Regions from separate parts of the Homo sapiens genome. Here all the other regions are linked to region 3. A link is a contact called in ENCODE Hi-C or POLR2A ChIA-PET data. All regions are on one chromosome and are shown on one strand. Each heading gives the region's core, a stretch centred on a gene start or an enhancer-like site at or near the end of the contact. The rest is flanking DNA. Distances are from core to core; before and after follow the strand shown.

Region 1 (4,574 bases), core at 1,553-4,052, 74 kb after region 3:
CTCTGTTGTCATATAGAAAAGGTAATAGACTAGCTAATAATGTAAAATCTATTCTGTGTTGCAGTGTGTCTCTGTTAAATGAAAAGATGACATATTGAAGCTAGATTGATTAAGATACCTTCAACTGAGTTCTCCCCACTTATTATAGTCTGGAGCAGCCTCTGCTATTTAAATGATTGAAGAAAATTGATATCAGTGACTATATTAAATGTCCAAAAGTTTGTGTGGAAAAATTCTGATCACGTTAAGCTCCATGGGGTAGACTTATTTGTCATAATATATGGCATGCTCTAGGCTTATAATAGAAGCATAAAAGTTAAGAATAATGAAGTCAAGGGGGATAAAAGCAACTAGCAATTGAGGCTTTAACAAAATTTGAAATCTAAAATCCTGTTTCAAAATTTAGGGCTATTAATGTATTAACTCTACTTATTTCATCCAACTTTAATATCAGCTTCTTATAATTTTTCTCACATTTAGTGTACATTTAAGAAATTTGTTCTGAAGAACAGATGGAAGTAATCACAGCTAAAACTCCCACCCCTTCTTCTCTTCTGCTGGCCCAATTTTTTCCAAGGGCACATCTGGGCCTGGGATGGGTCCTTTTTATAGTTTTCTCAAGAGCATGTGATTAAAACATTTCATGTGTTTAATTAAAGGCTTTTGTGTGCACTATGTGCAGTGAGGACCTCATGTCTTTCCAAGATCACATATCTGAACTGTGACACTGTGAACCATTAATATCTCAATCTGAAATCAAGTTCACTAAATCTGAATGAATGGGTGGTTAGAGAAAAGGAGGAAGAGGAGGAAATGAATTGCTATAAATTAAGAATGTATTATAGAACATGAGCATTGGCAAATCTATTCATGTCTATATACAAGCCTCTCCCCCTAGATCAGTCTTCTTTTGGAATTGAATGAGCCTGAGAAAACATCTAGTCCAAACTCCTCACCTGACAGATGAAACCAAAACCCTAAAAGATGATGTGATACACCCTGGATTATACAGCTTGACATCACCTGACCCAGGACTAGAACACAAGGCTCCTAATTTGCTTCTAGGGTTCTTCTCATTGTAGCCTTAAAACACAAGACTGAAATTTTAAAGCCTAACTCTAAGAAAAGCACATAAAACAGGGAACTAAAATAGCACTAAAATAGGGCTCTGATATGGAAGTCCTCACATCCTGAATGACTGGGATGGATCATTTGTATTGCAAAAATTAGCCTTAGGAATCTCCTGTAAGACTTTTCCTGTTTTTCATTGCTATACCCTAGTTTCCACTTGGCCCTATCACCCACACCTCATCAAACTGGAAATATTATAAAACCTTGATTAATGCATGAAATGCATGGATTTCTCAAAGGAATCTGATCCCTGAGATGGGATGAAAGTTACTAATATTTAAATCCAATAAAATAAGAGTAAGAATAAAAGTAATAATAACAGCTAATATTTAGGAACATTTTCTTTGTACCAAGAGTATACTGATTGTATTACGTTTCATAGTTTGTTCTTACAATAGCTATGTGAGCAGAGTGCTACTATCATACCAACTTTACCATCAAAAAAGATTTAAATGATCTTTCCATTATTGGGTAGCTTGAAAGTGGGGTAACCAGTATTGAAGCCCAGGACTGCCTGATATAAAAAATCTGCTCTTCCCTCATCCCACACTTGGCAGTCATTCCTCTACAATACAAGAACAACTTTTAAGACATTCTCCTTCCAAAACTCTCATTGAATATAACCCTTCATAATCCAAGGTAGCTGGGGCTTATAAAAACACACATTCGGAGGCATGTTCTTCTGATGCGAAGCCTTTAAAAAAGAGAGGTGAAATAACAGAATAGGCAAGGAAATCAGTGCCTTTGGTTTTGTTACTGTTCAAGTACTACCCTTGTCAGAGAACTGCAGTTGTTCTCAAATGATTCAGGGAAAAAAACACCCTTCTGAGTCAGTAAGTTCGGCTGAAAGACAAGAGAAAATCAAGCAGAGTCATTCTAAACCAATGATTCATTGACCTTGGAAATCTGGCTAGTAGATGTCTAATAAAAACAAACCCTTTCAGTTTAAGAGATGAGATATTTACTCCATACCTAATGAAAAGTACAGAGAACTTAGAGAAATTAAATATTTTTTCCTAACACAAAACCTGGACAGATTTCTTCTTTTTCAAGGACAAGTAAAACAATATTAAGTAACATAAAGAAAGGAAGTACTGCCTTAGGGATACAGGGTATGCACAAAAAACGATTAACCATAAGAAACTGAAGATATTTTTAGAAATTATCTACTTTGCATTTTTCATAAATTAAAACAGCGTTTTCTGAAACATAAGAAATGAGTTTAAGATAAACTAGAATAAAGGGTAAGATTAAAATTAAAAAGGAATTGATCAGTACAAGGAAAGAATGCATTAAGTTAAGGGAGAAGTTTTGTTCTCTCGTCATTACCAATTTTCTTGCCACAAACAATTACAAAAGCTAAATAAAAGATAAAGAAAAATGTTTGAATGCAACAGTGAAGGGATCAAAGAGCAACCGAGGCTATCAGAAGTTGAAGGGCAATTATCCCATAAAGAAGAGAGACAGACTAATATGAACACATTTTTATAACTGTCTTTCCTCAGAGGTGTTGGTGATGTAGACCACCATTTCTAAGCAGAAAGTGGTAAGCTGGCACTGACAGCAGCCTCCCCAGGCTGGGCAGACACAGACCAAAGAAGCCAGAATGTAACAGGGAAAAGGGAATGCAGAAAGGATAGCTCAAAATACTACAGCAATTTGCCCTTCAGCCATTTGCCAACTGCTAAGTTTTACTCATACAGATTGAGACTTGAAAAAACAAGGAAAAAGCCCCAGCTCAGATGCCAGAGAGTGAAGCCAAGATTTCAGCAGTTTTTCAGTCCATCAGAGAGACAGAAGTCTGAATTCACAACCCAGTATGGTGGGGGGACCTTAGTAAAAAACTCCAGGCTCTCAGTTGAGACATAAAAGAGAAAATATATACGTACTTGAAAGCATCAGGTCATGCCAGAGTTTCTCCAATATGCATAAATTGCCTATATATATATTATATATATGTCCATTCTATATATATATAACATGTCCATTCTACTTTTTTTTGTATTTCACTGCTTTCTCTCTTTTTCTCTTTGTCTCTATAAATTTCTGCTTTTAATCTAGTTGTAATTTTATAATTTAATGCTTAATTTATTCATTCTTGTTCTTCAAGGTCAATACTTTTACTAATAGCAGCTTTATAAAGCTATAACTCATAAGTTTTGGCATATATATATGATATATATATTTCTATGTAGTTAAAATATCAATGGTTAATATCAAATATACATATAAGATTAAGCAAAATAAAATTCAGATTCCTTTATGCCAAAACTTATGACTTATAGCTTTATAAAGCTGCTATTAGTAAAAGTATTGACCTTGAAGAACAAGAATGAATAAATTAAGCATTAAATTATAAAATTACAACTAGATTAAAAGCAGAAATTTATAGAGACAAAGAGAAAAAGAGAGAAAGCAGTGAAATACAAAAAAAAGTAGAATGGACATGTAATTGATAAACAACTAAATAATTAGTTCTTCTGAAAAATCCTATAAAAAGTTGTCTAGAATATAAACAACAGGATTTTTAAATTTAAGTACTGGTTCTAAAGTTCATTTGGGAAAAAAAGCCACTTATAAAAATAAAAAAAAGTTGAACAACGGAGTAAAAAAGGATACTGACCCAGCCAAATATGATAAATCATAAATGTATTTCTCATATACTATAATCTCTATGTTCTGTTCAGTGTCTTTGTTCTTAGGTGGCATAATAATACTACATCATATTATGAGGTTTTGCCATGTTGCCCAGGCTGGTCTGGAACTCCTGGCCTCAAGTGATTCACCTGCCTTGGCCTCTCAAAATGCTGAGATTATAAGCTTGAGCCACCATATCCAGCCAGCTCGTTTTCTTAAGAGGAAGTTTAGTTGATAGAGAATTAGGGATTTCATCTGAAAAGAAGTAAAGGTAATTTATACATATTGGGGAAATTTTGGCATGACCTGATGCTTTCAGGTATTTATAACCCAGATCTCTTTATAAGTATTTCTTTATTCATTCCACTCTATTTGAGGGCCTATCATATGCCCAACACTTTATACAGCCTTGGGAATACACAGTTGAGAATAGCACAGGGATACTCCCTGCATTCAGAGAGCATACAGTTTGAGGGTAGGACAGACATTAAATAAAGGACACAATCTGTAGGTGAATTTAAGGAAAGAACCAAGATGGGATTAAACACTATTCTGCTTCTTACTGACTGGTGACTATATTTCATCATGATATTAACAGCATTATAAAACACCTAGGAAAAGTCAACAAATTATAATACATTTCAGTCTGTCAAGCAGTTTTGTTTAAGGCAGCTTTAAAAAATCCTGACGTCTAGGACACAACCAAGACCAGATAAGGCAGACTTTGGGGTGGGACCCAGGCATCAATATTATTAAAGCTTTCCAGGTGATTCCAATGTGCAGCCAAGGTTGAGAATCACCGATTT
Region 2 (4,343 bases), core at 424-2,923, 94 kb before region 3:
TGAATGCTTTTCTAGATGCAAGTTTCTGAGTTTTGAAGCTAATATAGTAAATATTTATAAGCAAACATCATTTTATAACCAACCTAGAAGTATGGTTCAGCATGTAGCACAGGGCCTAGTACATATCCATCCAATGCATCTAAATACATGCATCAAATGGTTGGATGGATAAATAGCAGTAGTTTAAAAATATACTTAGATTTTTCCCATTTGTTCTTCCAAAGAAAATGGTAGCTTCATTTCCAACTTGCTTTTCCTCTGCTTATATCTCTGCCTGTGTGTCTCTCCTCAGTTTTCTAAGCCAGTGATTCTCAAACTTCAGTGGGCATCAAAACCACCTGGAAGGCTTGTGAAAACACAAATGGCTGGGCCCCACCTTGAGAGTTTCTAACTCAGTGAGTCTGAGGGGGACCTGAGAATTTACCTTTTGACAAGTTCAAGACATGCTGATACTGCTTGCTTTGGGAACCACACTTTGAGAAGTATGATTTAAGAGCTTCAATTGTGAGATCAAAGATCCATCCTTTTCCAATCAACTTTCCAACTTTTAATTGTCTTTCCTAACTGCCTTTGGCCCCGCCTTCTGAGTTTCTAATTGCACTTATTACTGATACCACCCATTTGCTATTTGACTCATACTTCCTTGTATAATAGTTCATGATTTTTGAAAAAAATTACATGTATGTGTTTTCTATTCAGGTAGATAACCTTCTCAAGGGCAGGGCCCCTGACTTTGTTCCCCTCACACCTAGAACAGGCTGTACAGCTAAGAGGTGTTAAGTCAATGCTAACAGTCCTGATACTTACATATTCTTCTAAAGCATGTACAGATGCTATTAAAAGCAAATGCTAATATTACCTGTCATTGGGACAGTGACTTGGCAATGTCCAGTCATGGTGTGGGTTGATGAGGAAACCCCAGGACAGGAAGACCGAGCTCGGTGTCAGAGTGCCAACCACCAGCTGCAGAGGTTTGCGAGAACGAGTTTTACCTGTGGAGGTGGCATAGAGGTTAATAATTCAGGAGACATTTAGTAAGTTGCCATGATTCGGGTAAAATGCATTAAAGATGACTTGGCAAGATGATGCAAAATGTGAAAACATCAAGTTCCTTTCCTTTTCTATAGTCCACATTATTACTAATTTTTGCCCAGGAATTTAAATGTGAATCAAATACCTTTTTCAGATTTGTGTCTATGCATGTGTGCATATGCATATATGCATACACATGTATATGTATATTGTACATGTACACATATTAACAATATCCAGCTATACCTAGTTTTATTTTCTTGTGGGTCAGGGAAGGATATGGAGGTCTTAGCTGTGATGAGTGAAATAAACAAACACACATACACACACTTAATTTCTTTTACAGATAAAATGAAAGTATGTTTATTTTTTTCCCGGGACTGTGAATGAGTGTGAAATAACATCTAAGACAAGAAAATAAACCTTATTATCTAGATTGTAGGTTATAATCTTTTTTAACCTATTTAGAAGTGTAAAATCTCTTCATGTTATTGTAGTAAGTATATATTTTACAATGAGTATCTAAATGGAAAAGGCAAACACATTTTTTAACAATGATGGAAGAGTAGGGGTAACACAGGAAGCACAGTTGTTCTGATGGTGCCAACTGGATCTAAATAATGCCAAGAGTTATGCTAATAAATCACTGGAGATTGTGTTCAAGTACACAGAAGCAGGCACTTGCACTTTCAAAATTATCTGAAACTGCAGAAGTAGGGCAGCGAAAAACAGGAAGAACCTCAACCATGAAAACCAATGCTGACTCATTGAAAATAATTAGAGTAAATAAGATAAAAATCCGATAGAAAGCCTAATAAAACTACACAGAATATAAAACATACATACTCTGTATTGCTGTTGAATTCCCTCTTTTATTTCTTGAGACTATGAATGTTGTATTTGCTCTAGAAAGAACTTGTGCTGTCTAATGAAGTGGGAGCCAAATGGCAGAATGGCCTGCCACCTCTATTAAGGTAGGTAGGAGAGTGCCCCTTGCATGAGCCTATTGGTGGTCATCTGAATCAAATGCTCTTGAAAATTGTGTCAAGCTTGTTCCTTTTGTTAAATTTAAGTTCTGTAAGTTGTTATTCAAGCAAGAACCCTTCTTAGCACAGAATACACCTAACCTAGTGGTGGCAAATTGCCTCATTATAGGATAGTTGACTTTTAAAGATGTTTGAAATAAGTTTCAAAGATAGTTATCATTTACATGGTTGGAAACACGGGTTTATTCTTCTCTAACTTCTGCAGACCCAGCTGTAATTGTGCCTTATATGATGGTGATTTAAATTGTCATGTATGAGCTCCAATGAGGGCAGATTAGAATCTGCAGTGAAGGCAGGGAACACTTATAGTTTGAACAAGCCCTGGGATGATTGTGATCTTCCCTTTTCAATTCCTGAGTTGATTTTCACTAACGTGATGCAACGATCTCATTCACTTTGCAGATGAAAAATAAGGCACAGAGAAGTTTCAAGATTGTCCAAAGTCACATTAAGAGCAAAGTCAAAACTCAAGTCCTGGGTCTCCTCAATCACAATCTAGTTTTATTTTTATGATATCACTGTCTTGGCTCTCTATGTATAAAAATAATGCCATTTAGAGATGAAAGACATATTTTTCATGTAAGGAACCTAAGGCTTGTATGACCAAGGGAAACTAATGGTCTCCCAATTATTTGTATGACCAAATAACTATTTCACTAAGGTTGAATCTTAATATAAAAATAATTAAATAATTAAAATTTATGTGGCAGATACAAATATAGAATGAATGGAAGCTAATCCCTTAGTCATTACATTATTCCTAAATGCAGATAACAAAAACAAAATTATATCCGCTATCCAAAAAGAAAGGTGGGATGTTATATCCTGAGCAAGATGAAGCAATTTCCTGAGCTGGTCATAAAGTAAACAATAATTTCTAAGGCTAGTGTCATAGAATCCTCAAAATAAAATGAAGTTATAAAGTGCTAAGGCATGATCATTCTCTTGACATTCCTTACATAATTTTGTATATTTGTACTATGATCATATTTCTATCAAGAAACAGTTCAATGAGTATTCATCTGAAAACAGATTCCATGGAATCACACTGATGTTTCTTGAGTTTGTGGCTCAATATTTTTGAAGTACAGTCTTGAAATATTGAGAGTACATCTATTTTCAAGTGTGTGGAAAACTGTCTGGACAACTCTCACTAACAAGTTGTAAGGAGCGATTGGAATTTCCCTTTTGCTTTGGGATGATCTATGAGGCCAGGAAAAAGAATTAGTATTTTTCAAAATGCTTAACCATTCAATGCTGCTCTTAAAAGAAGTGGAAATCAGCAGAAAGAGGGGAGGGAATTGTGGCAACTAATTTCTGATTTAAGCTATTTAGTATAACTGAATAGCTGACTGTTCTTTCTCCCATTTTATTCCTCCAGAAAAATATAGCAAACAAACAAAAAGATCCTTTTATCGTGTGGTATCCAGTGTACCATAAAAGATGAACATGCTTTGGCAATAATTACTTGGAGATCATTCACATTAGAAAAATAAAAGCAGGCTGGGTGCAGTGGCTCACACCTGTAATCCCAGCACTTTGGGAGAGCGAGGTGGGGGTGGATCATGAGGTCAGGAGGTCGAGACTGTCCTGGCTAACACGGTGAAACCCCGTCTCTACTAAAAAATACAAAAAATTAGCCGGGCCTGGTGGTGGGCGCCTGTAGTCCCAGCTACTCGAGAGGCTGAGGCAGGAGAATGGCGTGAACCTGGGAGGCGGAGCTTGCAGTGAGCTGAGATTGCACCACTGCGCTCCAGTCTGGGCCACAGAGCAAGACTCCGTCTCAAAGAAAAAAAAAAAAAAGAAAAGCAAAATTTTGTGATCAACTCTATATAGAGTTAGGAAGATGCAACATCAGATAGAAAAAGCATATTCACAGCTTCTTCCTTATAGCAATGGTCAGCTATATTATTTGATCTGAGAAGAAGTTTTGGTAGTGAAATTAGACGACATAGAATTTTAATCTTTAGTTATGTAGAAAGTTTCTACTTACTTATTTATATATCCACTTTCCTGTTGCAAGTCTTCCTAGACCTGGAAACATGAGTGTTGCTATTATTTTTATTTTATGGAAGAAATCCTTCCTTTATTGAATTGAAGAGGTTAGAAGGGAGAGATAAGGAGTAAATAAAACCTACATGCTGATCTATTTAACACACATACATGAATTATCCTTTTAAAATGTAAACAGTCTCCTTAAGAAAAGGTGAGACATAAAATTTTGCCCTTAACATCTGAAAGGCACAATAGTGAGCATGAGTTCAC
Region 3 (4,756 bases), core at 1,035-3,534:
TGTATTTTTGTTGGTCCATAAATCCAAAGGTCTGGGAATCACTAGACTAAGTGATCATGAATATCTTTTCTAGCTCCAGAATTCTAACCACTTCTTAAGTCACAAATAGTATTTAACCAACTCTAAAGTAGAAGGAAGAACAAAAGTAAAAACTTTTACTCTTTTTTCTTCTTTTTTAACTCAACATTTCCCCAAATGTGTCCTGTGACAGACAAACCCCTGTTAAGATATTATAGATCTTCTATGGAAAAGAGGATTCTTAGTCAAATGAGTGTGAGAAACAAAAAGTTGTACAGGTTTCTTTATTGAGAATGTGCAAACTGCTAACACTTATTGTGATTCCCCCCTTAAAGACTCCACAAGTTATTGACAGGAATCAGCTGCCCTTCCACCCTCACCCCAAACTCTACCCATTGTAGGACAAACAGTGCACCTATGCCTGGAGCACAGTTTGAAAAAGATGACTTCAGCTAAAAGGTCCTCAATAGCTTTCCAATAAAGAAAAAACATAATATTAAAAACAAGACTTGCCATTTCTTTTATCATTATTATAATTTGATGTTTTTTTCCAAATTACCAAAACTACAAATATTTTTTAAATAAACAACAAAAGTTTTGTGGCCATTTTCGACAACTATGTTTTTTTTTCTTTCCCATTATAAATAAAGAAAAATTGTGTCAAGAGATTTGTGTCTAGTGATTGCAACACGATAATTAAAGCACTGGGATTGTCCAGAAGTTTGCAGTAACAAAGTTGCACCTATATCATCCCTATGCAATGAATAAAAAGTAAAATAAAAGTCTTCTGTAGGTATTAAGACTGAGAAAACCCCCAGACTCTTCTCAAATGATATGTTACTGTTAAATATTCCATTAGTAGGTACAATTAACTCTGAATGCTTGTGGCTCATAATTGATTTATTTAAATCACAGTTTTATTGTGATCAAGGAGCAAAACTCTTGGTAGAAAAAGATCTAAGAGTGCTTGTTTTTTATTTTTCTTTAATTATTTGATCAGAGTTGAGAAAGTTTACTTAGTCTTTTTTATTGCTGTTCACATTATCGTGTGAAATATCAACTAGCCAACCGCTTCAGCCTTCACATGCTGGATTCAAGTTTCACTTTACCCACCGAGGAAAGAACAGTTTTCACTTGGGACAAGATGATCCTGGGGCAGACTACCCAGAGAGAGGACCTAGGGATGATCTTTTGGATATTCTGACACTAGCAACCTTTCTTTCTGACTTTAGGCACACCAGGTTCTTGACAAGCCTGCAGCTCTGCATTACTTCTGATGTTTTCCATCATGACTGTATGGTAAATTCCAGCCTGTTTTTCACAATCCTGCTGACTACAGCAGTCTGCAACCATAAAAAGCCTTCACAGACCTAGAGTTGGCTTAGAGAAGTGCCTCTGCAGAGAAACAAAAGTACATGCAACATTTATGTTCAGAGACAGGAGAGAGGCAACAGCCTCTTGTTTTGGTTTCTGATGGGCTCAAAGGGTTGTTTTTAGGGTCAAAATTTAGAAATTTTAATTTTCTTCTGATAACATTTGTAAACAAAATACCAACACTAAAATGAGAGCAATTTAGCCAAGAAAGGGGGGAGTGTCCTGTCCAACAGCTCAAGCCCTCTTCCAAACTCCACTGGAGGGACGTGTCTGCAAATCAGCACATGACCGTACTTTGGTCTGACCTGCCTAGACTCCCTCAGCTTCCTGGTCAACAGGTATGTTTGAGGTTCACACCAAAGATTCAAGGTTTCAGAACCAGCTTCTTTTGAATCTTAAGCTAGTACTGATTCAGTCTCTGGGGAGGAGGATAAAAACACCAAACAACTCTTTCTAACAGACTATAATATCCATTTACACAATATGATTCAATACACAAGCACTATAGTTAGAAAGTATACAGTTCAAGCTCTGATGAACAGCTGCTCAATGTAATAAGTTTGTTTTCATTTTTGCAATAAAGAGCTGTAATTGAAAAGTAAATAACAGGAGGGGAAAGTAAAAGTTTAAGAGACCCCTTCACACATTTGAACTTTGAATCTCTGCAGAATAACTCTATTCCCCCCGTATGGTAAAGCAGATCATATTTAAAATCAACATTTAAAAACATCTATATCTTAATATTATTTTTAAAACATAAAACATCAGGCTACTTGCCTTTTGGCAATTTCTGTGCATTTCCCAGGGCTAGTGTAATACTTCCACAGAGAAGTAGACACCCCAAACTGGAGAGCATGTTGCATTTGCCACCTCGCATGGGGAATGATGCTGGTGGGTGCCTCGCAACCCTGGAGCTGCATTTAAGTGGACTGTCTCCCAGTGACAGAGGCGGGCGGCTGCACTTAGCTGTGCCGTGGGCTTACTCACAGGGGGTGGAGACAAGATGACATCACACCCTTTCCCACACACACCAAAAAAAAAAAAAAAAAAGCACAACAGCAAAAACATATCATCACATTTCTTTCTTTCTGCTAAGTTGTAACTGTGTCTCTTCCTTCTGTGATATAAAAATTCAAATTATGGCAGATCTGTATTTGTGAAAGAAGAAGTATTTAGGCAGTTTTGAAACATTTGATAAACTATTTTAAAGAATCCAGAAACAATGTACTAAAAGCTATCAAAATGTTAAAAATATAAAATAAAACCTTATTAAGAAGGAAACTTTTTAATTATCCAGTAAACCAACCCAATTCTTTTAAATGGGAGTAAACTCATAAAGATATATTTTGAGCCATTCTGTAGTTCCTGTATTATGAGAAACATTTAAGAGTAAGTCTTTGGCTACAAAGCTATACATTACGTTATAATATATATGTGTATACACATATATTCAACAGATGTAGATGTAGAGACGTAGAGAGAGCACTATTACTATGTGAGCCTCAACTGTGGACTGAGTTCTGTAATCGAGTCTTTACCTACTTTACTGTATTTTAATCTTCCCAGTGCCTCTGCAGGAGATATGGCATTATCCCCATTTTGCCATTAAGAAAAGCTGAGGAAAAAAGGTTAAGTGTCCTGACAATGCTAGTATATTCTACTGCTTAATAACGGATGCCACTTACTAATGAATTGTCCTTGAGCAAACTTCATCTCTATATTATCAATATTGATGACATTTAAATGCTTGCTCCGTGTTAGGCACTGATCGAATCAGTTTACACATGTTAAGACATTTATTCCTCAAAACGGTCTATGAGGCAGGCATTGTCATCATCCCCATTTTACAGATAGATAAACTGGGCACAGAGAGGTCAAGTGAAAGTCCAAGGTCACAGTGTTGGCATTTTAAGCAGCCCATTTAACTATAGTGCTTCCAGTCTTAATTACTACATTTTAGATTCTAAAATAAAGATGACAGTATCAATTTCTTACATTTGCTAGCAGTTTTTCGAAAGTAGTTGCCATAGAGCCTGACACACAGGAAACATTTACTAAATGGCAGTCACTGGAAACAATAATAATGAAAATGATAAGCCCCCAGTTAAGTAGAACTATAATTCTAACCTGGGCATATTTACCTCTGAAGTCCACATGTGTATCCTTTCCCCCTACATCACTTTGGTCAAAATATATAGACGCATGGGTGGAATGGCTGGGTTAATAAAGCACTTTAAACCTTGTTGGTATATTTATACTGACTCTTTGAAAATCGCTTACCTCATTGGGGTGCTGTAGCTGAACCAAAAACAGTAAGAGAAAAATTAAATAACACTGGTCAAATGAAATTCTAGTTAGAAAACTTATCAAAAAGAAAAAAGAAGAAAAAATGGAAGAGACAGCCCCGTCTTCCAAATAAAGTGTGAGAAGGCACCTTGTTAAAGTCATTTAGAGTTGGCTGGGTCTAAGCTCTCACCATAGGAATGCTCTGGCAGTGACTACAGGAGGCACTGGCTTATTTAACAGGTCTTTTTCATCTCTGATTTTTTACTTGAATAAGCAGTTCCCTCAATCGGGGTTAGGACATTTATCCAGCTGGCACTGCTGGTTCTGCTCCTATATGTCATTGCCATCACATTAAGCCAGTGAGACCACTGTGTTAGCAGGAAATGACAGGTTTTCTGAGGGGAACAAACCCAGCAGAAATATTGTAAAGAAGGCTGGTTCTTCAAAACATTTATGAGGGGCTGGTGCAAGAGTTAGGAATTGACCTCTGCTTGGCCAGCAGGAATTCAGGAATTGGCCTCTGCATGGCCAGCAGGCAAAGTCAAATCCACCTTAGCAATCATTATTTGCAGTTTTGCAACTGACTGTAGGCTAATTAAATGAAGCACAATCTCTAATTATTGTGTCAGAAATAAAAAATGGTTGCATTATCTTAGCTAGTAGGACACTTGAACATTCAGTGAGGATGTTGAAAGTATTAGGGCTCTCCTCAGACTAGGGAGGAGTAACACTACAGAAAGCAACTGTGCCTCTTTTGCTACTGTCTCTAGTGCCTAGAATATAAGAATACAATAAGTACATGATGAGTAAGTGTCAAATGAAACAGAATTCATCAATTCCTCCCAATAACCTAAGGGTTAGTTCTAGATTATGTCAGAGAACACTTGAGTATGACCTAGAATGTGCAGTTGTTGGGAGATAATTTTGCAAGGGTAACTAATGTTTCCGCACATCCTATGAGCAGAGGCACTAACTCCCTATGTTCCAGAATATCTTGTAAAGAATATTTGCACATAAAATATCCTTGGAAGATAGAAATTTGTGTTCTGTTCCATATAATAAAGGTAACATCTCCCTC

The links. A loop is a pair of places that touch in the nucleus more often than their neighbours do. ChIA-PET counts read pairs that join two places held with the same protein, here RNA polymerase II (POLR2A). Pooled maps may share reads with other maps.
Region 1: a loop to region 3 is called in a map of PC-3, with 4 times the contacts of the local background. The contact joins the enhancer-like site here to the promoter of ABI3BP in region 3. A Hi-C loop is called at or near these places in 7 of 168 maps with a recorded cell type or tissue (Calu3, PC-3, aorta and 4 more) and 11 of 50 pooled maps. POLR2A ChIA-PET finds 5 or more read pairs at or near these places in 2 of 52 experiments (A549 and SK-N-SH).
Region 2: a loop to region 3 is called in a map of PC-3, with 4 times the contacts of the local background. The contact joins the enhancer-like site here to the promoter of ABI3BP in region 3. A Hi-C loop is called at or near these places in 4 of 168 maps with a recorded cell type or tissue (IMR-90, PC-3, astrocyte of the cerebellum and 1 more) and 1 of 50 pooled maps. POLR2A ChIA-PET finds 5 or more read pairs at or near these places in 1 of 52 experiments (A673).

What each region holds. Positions count from the first base shown.
Region 1 is chr3:101,064,174-101,068,747 of GRCh38, forward strand. No RefSeq gene overlaps it. Among named protein-coding and RNA genes, the nearest start is that of ABI3BP, 73 kb to the left of the region's middle. Within about 2 kb of position 2,803, at least 6 of the 41 ENCODE cell types and tissues checked have a DNase peak (open chromatin) inside an H3K27ac peak, as active enhancers do; they include PC-3 and endothelial cell of umbilical vein, where a contact is called at or near this core.
Region 2 is chr3:100,897,903-100,902,245 of GRCh38, forward strand. It overlaps ABI3BP (ABI family member 3 binding protein), which reads right to left. Exons shown (of 68, transcript NM_001375547.2): 4 at 860-992. Among named protein-coding and RNA genes, the nearest start is that of ABI3BP, 93 kb to the right of the region's middle. Within about 2 kb of position 1,674, at least 3 of the 41 ENCODE cell types and tissues checked have a DNase peak (open chromatin) inside an H3K27ac peak, as active enhancers do; they include PC-3 and endothelial cell of umbilical vein, where a contact is called at or near this core.
Region 3 is chr3:100,991,137-100,995,892 of GRCh38, forward strand. It overlaps ABI3BP (ABI family member 3 binding protein), which reads right to left and starts at 2,285. Exons shown (of 68, transcript NM_001375547.2): 1 at 2,170-2,285. The coding sequence starts at 2,248.